Linked DNA regions of Homo sapiens: region 1 is linked to region 2. Evidence: chromatin loops called from intact Hi-C (ENCODE). Cell type or tissue: heart right ventricle. All regions are shown on one strand. Links, peaks and the distances in the headings refer to the core of each region. The heading gives the core; the rest is flanking DNA.

The links. A loop is a pair of places that touch in the nucleus more often than their neighbours do. Peaks named below come from ENCODE experiments on the same cell type or tissue, not always from the same donor. Only the 100,000 strongest peaks of a DNase experiment are listed, where the experiment ranks them.
Region 1: it touches region 2 in a loop (28-fold over the local background); 50 of 110 quality-filtered maps call a loop at or near these places.

What each region holds. Positions count from the first base shown.
Region 1 is chr15:33,955,233-33,960,781 of GRCh38, forward strand. The region is part of intron 2 of AVEN (apoptosis and caspase activation inhibitor); the gene reads right to left. Among named protein-coding and RNA genes, the nearest start is that of CHRM5, 10 kb to the right of the region's middle. In heart right ventricle, for the core only: no CTCF peak of the experiment used is centred there; no DNase peak of the experiment used is centred there.
Region 2 is chr15:33,740,122-33,745,670 of GRCh38, forward strand. RYR3 (ryanodine receptor 3) reads left to right here. Exons shown (of 104, transcript NM_001036.6): 52 at 2,245-2,323. Among named protein-coding and RNA genes, the nearest start is that of CHRM5, 230 kb to the right of the region's middle. In heart right ventricle, for the core only: no CTCF peak of the experiment used is centred there; no DNase peak of the experiment used is centred there.

The sequences.
Region 1 (5,549 bases), core at 2,010-4,509, 220 kb after region 2:
CTATTGAAATATATTTGGGCATAGGGTTGAATTTTAAAAAAAAATCTAGATAGCAACCAAATTGTGAGTGAGAAGGAAAATGTAAATCAAGTTAACTTGTTGGTTTGAACATGTAATTACATTCTTCTTTAGGAATGTAAGCAAACAAGAATATCATTAAATATTTGGTGCTCTATTTGCCCCTAATATGTATAAATCTGCAGGCATAATCCACAACGTACAACGCTTAAAACTATAATGTACCACACAGAATTATAACGTCCTAGACCAAAAGGTATCTCAAGCAGTTATCTATTTACCTCCAATACTAAGCTAGTCAGGAAAAATGATAGTTTCATTTTAAAGAGTATTATGAATTTTAGAATTCTGAAAATAAAATGAGTGATGAGGCAGAAGTCATAGGAAGATAAGAAATGTCGGGGGGATGGGAATTAAAAAGAAAAGCACCATTCTGTTAAATTACATGCATTACTTGCTTTTCCAAAATTAAACACTAATAGTTAATCTCTCTCCGAATCAGTTACTTATGCTACCTTTGCAACCAAAGGGAGACACAAGCATGACTGCACATTTTTGTCCTAAGCATTCAGTGATGTAACGTAATTCACCATAAGAAAAGCTACAAACAGCAATAAGCAGCTAAACCAGTAGAGATGTGTTTCATGTATTCAGCATCTTCATATATATTCTCCAAAAATTAAATTTAAGACAACTGAAGAATATATCTTTAAACTATAATTTGTTAAGAGTGTTAAATTTTCATTCCATTAAAAATTCTATTTTAATGCTTCCTTAAATGGAAAATGCTGGGAATAATGTGACCTTTTGGGGTAAGTGACTCCCTCGGGCTGTTATCTGTAGGGCCGTCTGCCTCCGCGGTGACCAGCATTTGTAGTTATTGCGTGTAGCTATCTAGTTTCCCTGCTTCTCCCATGACACTAGAGCGCCAGCTGTCGCTCCTTGCTAAAGTCAACACGCCTGCCCCTACATTAGCTCACCTGTCCTGCTCTAATGTGCTGGCCCTACCTTTCCCATTTCCATCTCCCCGCTCCTCCAATTCCCCTCAACTTGAAATGCCCTTCTTCTCCAACACTGCGCATCCTCACTCTTGCCAGTGCAAAGTCTAATCAAACTTTCTGATCTGTCAATCTGATAACTGAAAATATGTATTTCAGTGTAATTAATTTGCATCTCTCCTATGAGTGCATTGAGCATCTTTTCACATGTTTAAGAGCCATTTGCATTTCATTTTCTGTGAACAGTCTGCTCATAGCCTTTGCCCAGTTTTAATAGGGTTGTTAAAACACATCATATATATTGGAAACTAGTTCTCTGTAATGAGTCACCATCCTATCTCCCCTGCCCACACACACATAATCATTTATCTTTTGGCCTTGGTTATGGTGGGTTTTGCCATGCAGAAATTCGTCACTTTTAGATAATCAGATTTAACAGCCTTGTATTTCTGGATTTTGTCCAATATTTTAAAACACCTTCCCTATTCTGACATTAGAAAAGAGTATGTCTATAATTTGTTCTAATATTTTTATTACATTAAGTTTTTGTTTTGCATTAAACTCTTTGGCACATGTTGACATCATCCTGATACGAGGTTTGAATACCAATTTTTTTCCCAGATGGTGAACTCCACTTGGACCAACACCATTTTCCTGACAAATCCATCTTTTTCCCCAGTGATGTGAAATGTTCGGGAGTTTTTTTTGGGTTTTTTGGTTTATGTCCTCATTGTCTGATATTTAGAATTTCTGGAAAAATAACATTCAGATAAACTAGGAGTAAGATAGTTTAGATTTAAGGCACTGCCTTGCACCTTCTTAAAGTTTAATAATTTGTTTTACCTGTGAGCTCCTCAGGAACAGTACTGGGAGCCACGTGCCCTTCTATGGCTAATATATGGTAAGTGCTTATTAACTGTTCTTTGAATGAATAATGAACTACATTTTTTAAATCTAAACATAGATTTCAATTCTCTTAGGATTTGGAAGAGTTCCACGGTCACTGTTATTTAGCCACACGTATATCCCAAAGGGTAACACTGCCAAGCTTCCTTGTCCATTAGAGACCTTTCTTCTTTGACAAAAAGTCCTTCAGTCTAGTCAATGTCTAGGATCTTCACTAGAGTCAATAAAAATTTAATCACAATTTGACTACATTACAACCACTATGGAAAACTATTTTGGCAGTTTCTTATAAAATTAAGCATAAATTTACCCTAGGACCCAACAATCCTACTCCTACGTATTTACCCAAGAGAAATGAAAACATATAACCACAAAAAGACTTGTATATTAATATTCACGGAAGTTTTATTTATAATATCCCAAAATTGAAACTAAATCAAATGTCTGTCAACAGGAGAAATGATAAACAAATTGTGATCTAGTCACATGATGGAATGCTAGTCAGCGGGTAAAAAGGAATAAACCCCATGCAACAACATAGGGGAATCTCAAAATCATTATATTGTATGAAAAAAAAAAAAGCCAGACATAAGCGAATACTGAATAATTCCATTTGTGCAGTCCAGGAATAGGCAAACTAATCACAGTGCTAGAAATCAGAACTGTGATTGCCTGGGGAGAGAGGCAAAAAGGGTGAAGAGGGCCTTTCTGGAGTGACAGTGGTATTTTATATCAGCAGTTTCCAAAGTGTGGTCCCTGAACCCAGTGGCACTTGGGAATTGTTAGAAAGTTGAATTCTCAGTCCTCACCCCAGATCTACTAAATCTGAAACTCTGAGTGGGAGTAGCAACTTACGGTCCGTCAAGCCATCCAGGTGTTTCTAATGCACACTAAATATTAAGAACCACTATTCTATAACTTGTTTGTAGAAGTGGTTACACAGGTGTACATAAATTGTCAAAGCTTATCAAACTGTTAAGATTTGAGCATTTTATATGTAAATTATACCCCAAATTTTAAAATGTGGATGAACTTTTCAAAATATTATCTTTAACCAAATCTGTCTTCTCCTCCTGTTTTCCTTACCTTGATAAATTGCAAAATAATTCACCTAGACGCTTGAATAATAAGAAAACTTCTTCTCGCCATGCACTGTGGCTCACGCCTGCAGTCCCAGCCCTTTGGGAGGCAGAGGTGGGTGGATCGCTTAAGGCCAGGAGTTCAAGACTGGCCTGGCCAACATGGCGAAACCCCATCTCTACTAAAAATACAACAACAACAAAAAAATCAGCCAGGCATGGTAGCACACATCTGTAATCCCAGCTACTCAGGTGGCTGAGGGAGGAGAATCACTTGAACTCAGGAGGCAGAGGTTACAGTGAGCCCAGATCATGCCACTGCACTCCAGCCTGGGCAAGACAGCAAGACCCTATCTCAAGAAAAAAAAAAAAAGGAAAAGAAAAGAAAGAAAACTTCTTTATACACTTTTCCCCATACAGCCAATCACATCTGCTAAATTAACCTTTGAAACATGCCTCTTCTTCATTCCTAATCCTCTATTTATACTCTTTCTAATCCCACCATCCTAGTTCAACAGGCACCTTTGTTTATTTTACCTGGTCTGGTAGAATAGCATCCAGCTCTCATTTTCCAATTCATCCTCTAAACTGCTAGAGCTATTTCTCTATGCCATAGGTGTGCTCGTGTCTTTTAGCTGCTTTTTTAAAGCTCACAGCTCCCCTCTATCTAGAGCATAAAATCTTCACTCCATAGTGGGGCACCAAAAACCTTTGGTGACCTGCTTTCAGCCCATCCTATCCAGTCTCCTCTCAAGCCATTGGTCTCCTCAGACCTGGCACCACATCAACATCAGCAGGGTCAAGATTTTCCCAATATGCCAAGCATATGCTTGCCTCTGATTCTTCACTCAAGCTGCTTCTCACGTCTAAAATTCCATCTTCCCAACTTCCCTGCATGGTGCAATCCTAGCTACCCTTTAGTATCCAGTTGAAACATCACCTCATTTGTGAAAGCTTCCTGTCATCAAACCCAAGGCAGAATTAATTACTCTCCTCTCTGACCTTACATTTTCCTACTAGATAGAATAATTACCTGTTTATGCCATACTTTTTTAAATACGAATTTCAGTCTTCAAGGACCTGAATGTGCAGCAGTTTTAGGTAATCTCTTCATATCACTTCCCTGCTTATGACCTTTCAATAGGTCCCTCTTGTCTACTAAACAAAGTTCAGATTCCTCAGCAGGAAGTCCAATCCAAGTCTACCTTCAGGCCCCTTAATGCCTCTTTAACCTCTCTCACTACTCCCTACACTTCAGTCATAGCCATAGCCCTCCGAGCACCACACTCTTGAACCCCCAGACTCTACCTAGGGGCAGAGGGAGGCCCCCTCCTCTCTCCACACCAGTGCCCACTCCCCAACCCCTCTAAAGACAGGTCATTAGGTTCAAGCACTAAGAATAAGCAACAAGAAAGGTCAGACACCAGGTGAACTGGAATGAGAACGAGGAAGAAGAGGAGGCAGAGCTGGTCCTTCTCAGCAAATGCTGGAGACATTATAAGGAGTAAAGCATGGTGTCTACCCTGGAGAAACGTTTAGTGGAGATCAGAAAGACATATAAACCAATTTCTACAACATGGAATGTGACAACAGAATGAATCCTATTACAGCAGAAAGGATATATATCAAATACACAAAGAGACACATATGCAAAAAAATGAAAGGCATGTCATGGTGAGATTTAACCAAAAATCAAAAACATCACTAAGCAGAAGATGCCACTGAACTCCAACATCTGTGCAGTAGTGTATAACTACTGGATTCGTGTCGGATGACTTGCCTAAGGGTGAAAAGGCAAGGCAAGGGCCTTGTCGGATGACCCTTCAGAGCCTCAACTTCCTCTTTATAAAATAAGGGACCGTGATCAGATATGGAGGTTTCTTTTAGAAATAAAATACAAATTAACAAAAGCAGAAGCCTACAAACCAGATACACGAACCTCTTTCAGCACAGGGGGAGAGGTCAATGCCTTTTGGAGATTTAAGCATGAGGCAAAATCAAATTAATAAATAGAATTTTAAATGTCACGTCTGTGAATGTGACATTGAATTTTAGGATCCTGAAAATTGCAGCTTATAATGGAACTGCTGACACAACCTCAACCATAGCAGCAAATGCACTACCACAATCAGGTTGTTATGGCAACTAGAATACTTAGGTTAAAATGAGGAAGAGAGTCTGTGTCTCGTGTGTGTGTGTGTTGTGTGTGTGAGAGAGAGAGAGAGAGATTTTGTTGCCACTTCCACTAGAAATATTTTAAAAATGTTTTATATTTAATCTCAGAACTACATTCATCACTTAGCACATAAGTATCTTATTAATGCTTTGGGATTAAAAAAAAGAACTTCTTAAAAAATAAAAATAAAATGAACTCTTTTGAAGGGGTTCAAAGAGCACCTAACCAATGTCTACAGCTGACACAGCTTAACATACCTCCCTGACATCTCCAGATTAAACTAGCTATTTCCTCCTTCATGTGAGCCCCATTTTATCTTCTGCTGTATAGCGACTTGAGTATAACATAAAGATAACATTATTCCTTGATATG
Region 2 (5,549 bases), core at 1,920-4,419:
TTGATGTGTCAAGTCCCATCAGGCACAAGGTTTAATCCATACATATCTGTATTATTATATTCTGGGTTTTTGGTGGGGGAGGAAAGGGTTGGTTTATTTTTTACCAGAGATAGACGTTCCCACACATAAATATCTCCTGAGGCACTGAGAGAACTACCCTGACAAATTATGCAATTAATTTATTAATGAGCTTTTTGACAATATCTTTGCTCATGGTGAATTAGGCTCATATGGTTCTAATAGCATCATACATCACAACAGCTCCATAAATAACACTCAGCTGTGTCCTGGCAAGGCTGCGGTGTGATGGCAGAACAGTGTGGGGTCCTCACTGGAAAAGCTGGACCTGCTCTTTGCCATGCCGAGGGATGCTGGAGCTTCAGAATAGCCCTACCATTGCACCTTTTACTTTCTCCCTGTAATTTTCCAGAATTTCTCACTGGTGTTGACTAGGCCATGGAGGTGTGCTTATCCCTTGGGCAAAATATTGCTAAGTTTTGGCTTGTGGTAGTTCTGCCCAGTTATGAATATGCGCTGTAGGGTATACAGTCAGCTCCAGGTGCATTTTAAATGAAGAGCTCTAAAACTGCTTCAGAGTGAGCAGGGAAAGTAAGCCTGAGCCTATATGAGCCCCTTGGACCTGTCCTTCATGGCAGTAGTTCTCAAATGAAAGCCTGAACCCTTCCCAGGGGGACTGTCTGCTTTGATCATGTGTAACATTCGTCTTTGGGACAATTAAACACACATTCCGTTGGAAAGAGCTTTGAGCTGTGGGGATGGTGAGACAGAATTGAAACTGCTGTTAAGTAAGAGGTAAGAAGCATGGTGAACCATCAAGCTTGGGCCAAAGAAGGCAGGTGCTGACTTGGGAGGGCTCTGCCTATAAAAAGGGAACAGTGCTAAAGAAAGACAAAGCAAATGGCGTAGTAACTTGGATGCTTTTGAAAACGTTCTGAGAAAACATTATACTCTAGCAACTGTGTGTTAATGGCTCTGTGTTATTTTGAGAGTTCAGATTTATTCCAGTGTACCTGTGACATCAACATAGTTCCTTGAGGAATGTGAGGAATGGAGACTAACCCTGGCTTAAGGAGAAAAGCACCTTATTGCAAGAATATGGGGTCATTATCAAGACCTAGTGAAAGGCCAACCTGGCCTTAGCACGCATAGTCACCAGGGAAGGACTGCAATCAGGCACAGGGAGGAAATCGACAATCTTCAGGTGTCCCCATTGGGTAAATCACCTTGAAGAATTTACTGCCCTAGTTTCACCCAACTCAAGACTTAAATTCCGTGGAGAGAAAGTCTGATTTGCCCAGTCATATGCCCATCCTTGGTGACAGTTCACATAACACTGCATGCAATATAAGACTGTGCAATGCAAAGGGAATGTAGGTGCTGATACCAACAGAAGGGACAAGAGCTGTTTTCTGGGAAAACAGAAATAGCAGGTGTCTACTGTACTGCCAAAATTCTAGTTTTGTTTTGTTTTGTTTTGTTTTGTTTTTTTGAGATGGAGTCTTACTCTGTCACCCAGGCTGGAGTGCAGTGGTGCCATCTCAACTCACTGCAAGCTCCACCTCCTGGGTTCACGTCATTCTCCTGCCTCAGCCTCCTGAGTAGCTGGGACCACAGGCACCAGCCACTACGCCCGGCTAATTTTTTTGTATTTTTAGTAGAGACGGGGTTTCACCGTGTTAGCCAGGATGGTCTCGATTTCCTGACCTCATGATCCATCCACCTCGGCCTCCCAAAGTGCTGGGATTACAGGCGTGAGCCACAGCGCCCGGCCCCAAAATTCGAGTATTTTACCATGAGCCACTGAGCCCCAAAAGGTAGAAAACCACTATTTCATAACATACGGCTCTCTGGCTACCCATTTCTACCATTTCCAGATTGTAGCCAGAGGATGACAGGCCATTTACCTTGGATTCTCGCTGTCTAACCAAGACAGGTCTGGCCCAGGAGCCAAGAGACCCTGGAGCACATGGCAGGAGGCCTTCCCAGCCAAGGCTCCTGCAGAGATGTTCCATGGTTAGACTTGGGTGCGTCCGTGACCTAACCCTGGCTATGCCACCCCTACTCAGGAATGTCACTGCGCCTGGAGTCCAGCTTTAGCTTTGGGATTGGCTGGCTGATCAAATCCACCTTCTGACAGCTGGTTGATTGGTAGTTCTGACTATCTTCTACTATGTCTGGCTGAAGTGCTTGGGGAGGTTGTAATTTTTTTTCCTCATTTCACAGTTTTTCCTTGCCTGAAAAATTGGAATACATCGTCACCAAGTATGCTGAGCATTCACATGATAAATGGGCCTGTGACAAGGTAGGGATTATCATCCAACTGACAATCGTCAGGAAGGAAAAACAGCCCAAGAACATTAAAGGGCCCAGTCCTGGAAATCTGCCTGATTTGTCTAAGTAACAGATTTTCCATGCCGAGAGCATTCATTATTTCTGAGCAGCAATTTCCCAGGGTTGGTGGAGGTCAAAGAAATAGGTGACAGCAGCTGCTGGTGTTGCTTTTGTATTTCTCAAGAAAATGATCAATTCTGGAAGTGTTAACTTCTTTCTTAACATTTACTTACTGGAGTTGTGCCCAAACACAGGCTTGTATGTGTTTGACGTAAATGCTTAATGGGAATGGGAAGGCTGCTATTTAATTTTTGTCTTTGAATGCAGATTGGAAAAAAAAAATGAAATTGAAAGCCTAACCCTTACATGTTTCTGGAAGGCTGGATTTTATTCTAGGGAAGACATGCAATCGTCTTCTTATGGTAGGCAGTGGTAGAACTCCCAGACACTCCCTTATTAATAAGGCTCTCCATCTGGTGTTTAAAATTCCTCACCACATGAGGTCAGGCTGTTTAATAAGTTTCATTGCTGTGTCAACCCTTTAACACTGGCAGGCAAAGTGGGAAGACTGTGCCAAGGATATCCAGGATTCCTGTGGGCAGCCAGTTAAGGATTGGGGCCATTTCTCAGCTGCAGCCTACGGTGTGTAACAGTGGACCCATGTCCACAGCAAAGCCACAGAAAACCACCTCCATACAATGTGCCCACAGAGAAGGGACACCTTGAACCACCAGCTCAGCCTCTGTGTGGATGTAGGCTCAGCTCGTCCTTCCAGGAGTCTACTGGGAGCTGATGATAACAGCTATCATTGTAACTGTAGAACGGGCTAATACCTCATGATTCTAAAACAGGAGTTGGCAAATCTGTTCTGTAAAGGGCTGAATGGTCAACATTTGAGGCTGCAAGGGCCAGACCATCTCCATTGCAACAACTCCACTTGGCCGTTGCGGCACAAAAGTAGCCATAGAGAAAACATAAACAAAAGTGGGTGCCTGTGTTCCAATCACATTTTATTAATTAAAAAAAGGTGGCCAGCTAGATTTGGCTTAGGGGGCATAGCCAGGTGGCCCTTGCTCTAGAGCATCTGCGTTTTCTGAGAACTCCTTGCTTATGGCCGTTTGGCCAGCCTGTGAATTAGGGAGAAGAGTCACCTCCAGGAGCCCACAGCATTAGCCAAGCCATCACTCAACCATGTGGATTTGAACTCCCGAGTCTCTCTTATATCTGTATATTTGTCTCTGTTCTTATGACTTCAGTCCAAGCTGCCATCGTCTTTCACCCAGACGACTGGGATAAGCTCCTTGCAGGTCTCCTCAAGTGCATTTGCCCAGTCTGTTCTTCATACTGCAAGCAAGTCAGAATTTCAGTACACAAATTGAATCATACATATTCTACCACTGCTTCTCCTACCCAGCCCCTCTCCTTGTTAAAATCCTTTCATAATTTCTAACTATTCTGAAGACAATGGTCAAAATCTTTGGTATGGCCTGGTAGGCACTGCCTGATCTGACCTCTGCTACCATCTGTAGCCTCATCTCCTCCTTTGCCCTCTGCCCTCCAGCCACCTCCCCTTATTTTAGACTCACTCTCTCATATGCACTACACATGCCAGAGACCCTCCTCTGCCTGAGCCTGCCAGATACCCGCCTGTACTCACACACATTCTCACAGCGTTCACCAACTCATCCTGCAAATATCACTCCAAGCATGAATTCCTAGGATGGCATTTTTCAGATTTCTCAGCTCTGGGCCCTCTTAGCACCTTGTTCTTCTCTTTCATAGTACTTTCGTAGCACGCTTAGGTATTTGTATTTATAACAGTTAAACATCTACACATTTATTCTATTTATCAATTTTACATTCACTTGTATGGTTATTTGATTGATATCTCTTTCTGCCACTAGATTGTAAGCTTCATGAGGGCATAGATACATGCTGCTCACCAGTACCAGGCGGCGCTGATTATCTCACAAGAAAAAGAGTATTTTCCTTGCCCTCAAAAGCCTCATGATCTTGTGGGAGAAACAAAATGAACCAGCCATTGTGGGGCAGCTTGTTCAGGGCTATGGTGAGCATGAGCACAGGATTAGAACACATAGGAGTCCCTAATCCAGTACCGGGGGTCCAGGGACACCTCCCAGAGTTGGTGACATCTACAGCATTTGCTAAAGGATGAGTGGGAGCCATTTGTCACAAGGAAGTAAGCGCGCTGCCGGCCTTGGGAACAGCAGGTGCAGACCCAGGGAGGCAAGAGACAGTTTGGCTTTAGGGAACCATGGTTCAGTATAGCTAGGACATGGAGTAGGATGGGTACAGAGGGTGAGAGATAAGTCTGGAGAGGTCAACATGATCACCTTTTTAGGTTTACAGGTCATTTGAAAACATGTGGGTTTTACCAGGATGGCAGCTTGCTGTTGGAAACATTCGAAGTCAGTAGTGTGCCCACAAATGATTGTGATTTTTGACTATCCCCTGACAATAGTGTAGAAAATGAATCCATGGAGAGGCAGCAAGACTGGAGGCTGGGAGGCTGCTTAGGAAGCTCTTGCAGTAACCCCAGTGAGAGCTAATGGTGGCCTGAACTAACATACTAGCAGGGAAGTGGGTGAGAGAGACAGACAGACAGACAGACAAATGATGGGAGGGGTACAGGCAGTGGTGTCAAGGAGGACTCCCATGTCATTGGCTTGGAAAGTGAGCATAAGCTGGGGCTGTTCACTCCACTTCATCCAGGGGACCCACGAGGAGACATGTAGAGAAGTAATTTGAGGGGTGCCTGTGGAACATCCAAGCAAAGCTTAAATAGGTTTGAAACTAGGAGGGAGTTTCTGCGCTGGAAGTACTGATTTGATACTAGCCTCTTCTCGGTGGTAACTGAAACCAAGGGCCTAAATTAGATCACCCAGGAAGTATATGTCTTGAGAAGGGACAGAAACTTAGGAAATATACACATTTAACAAATGGACAGGAGCAGAGATTGAGAAAGAGCAGCCAGGAGTCTTGGGGATGTGAAGTTACAGAAATCAGGGGCTCTTACTTATCTCTGTATCCACTGTGCCTCGGACAGAGTCTGGTGTGTACCATAGAAGACATTCACCCAATATTTGTTGAATAACCCTAAAAGTTCTTAAACTTCTGTGACTCTAGGAAGCACACATCACTACACTTTTGCTCTGGCACTGGCAGGCAAGGGTTGC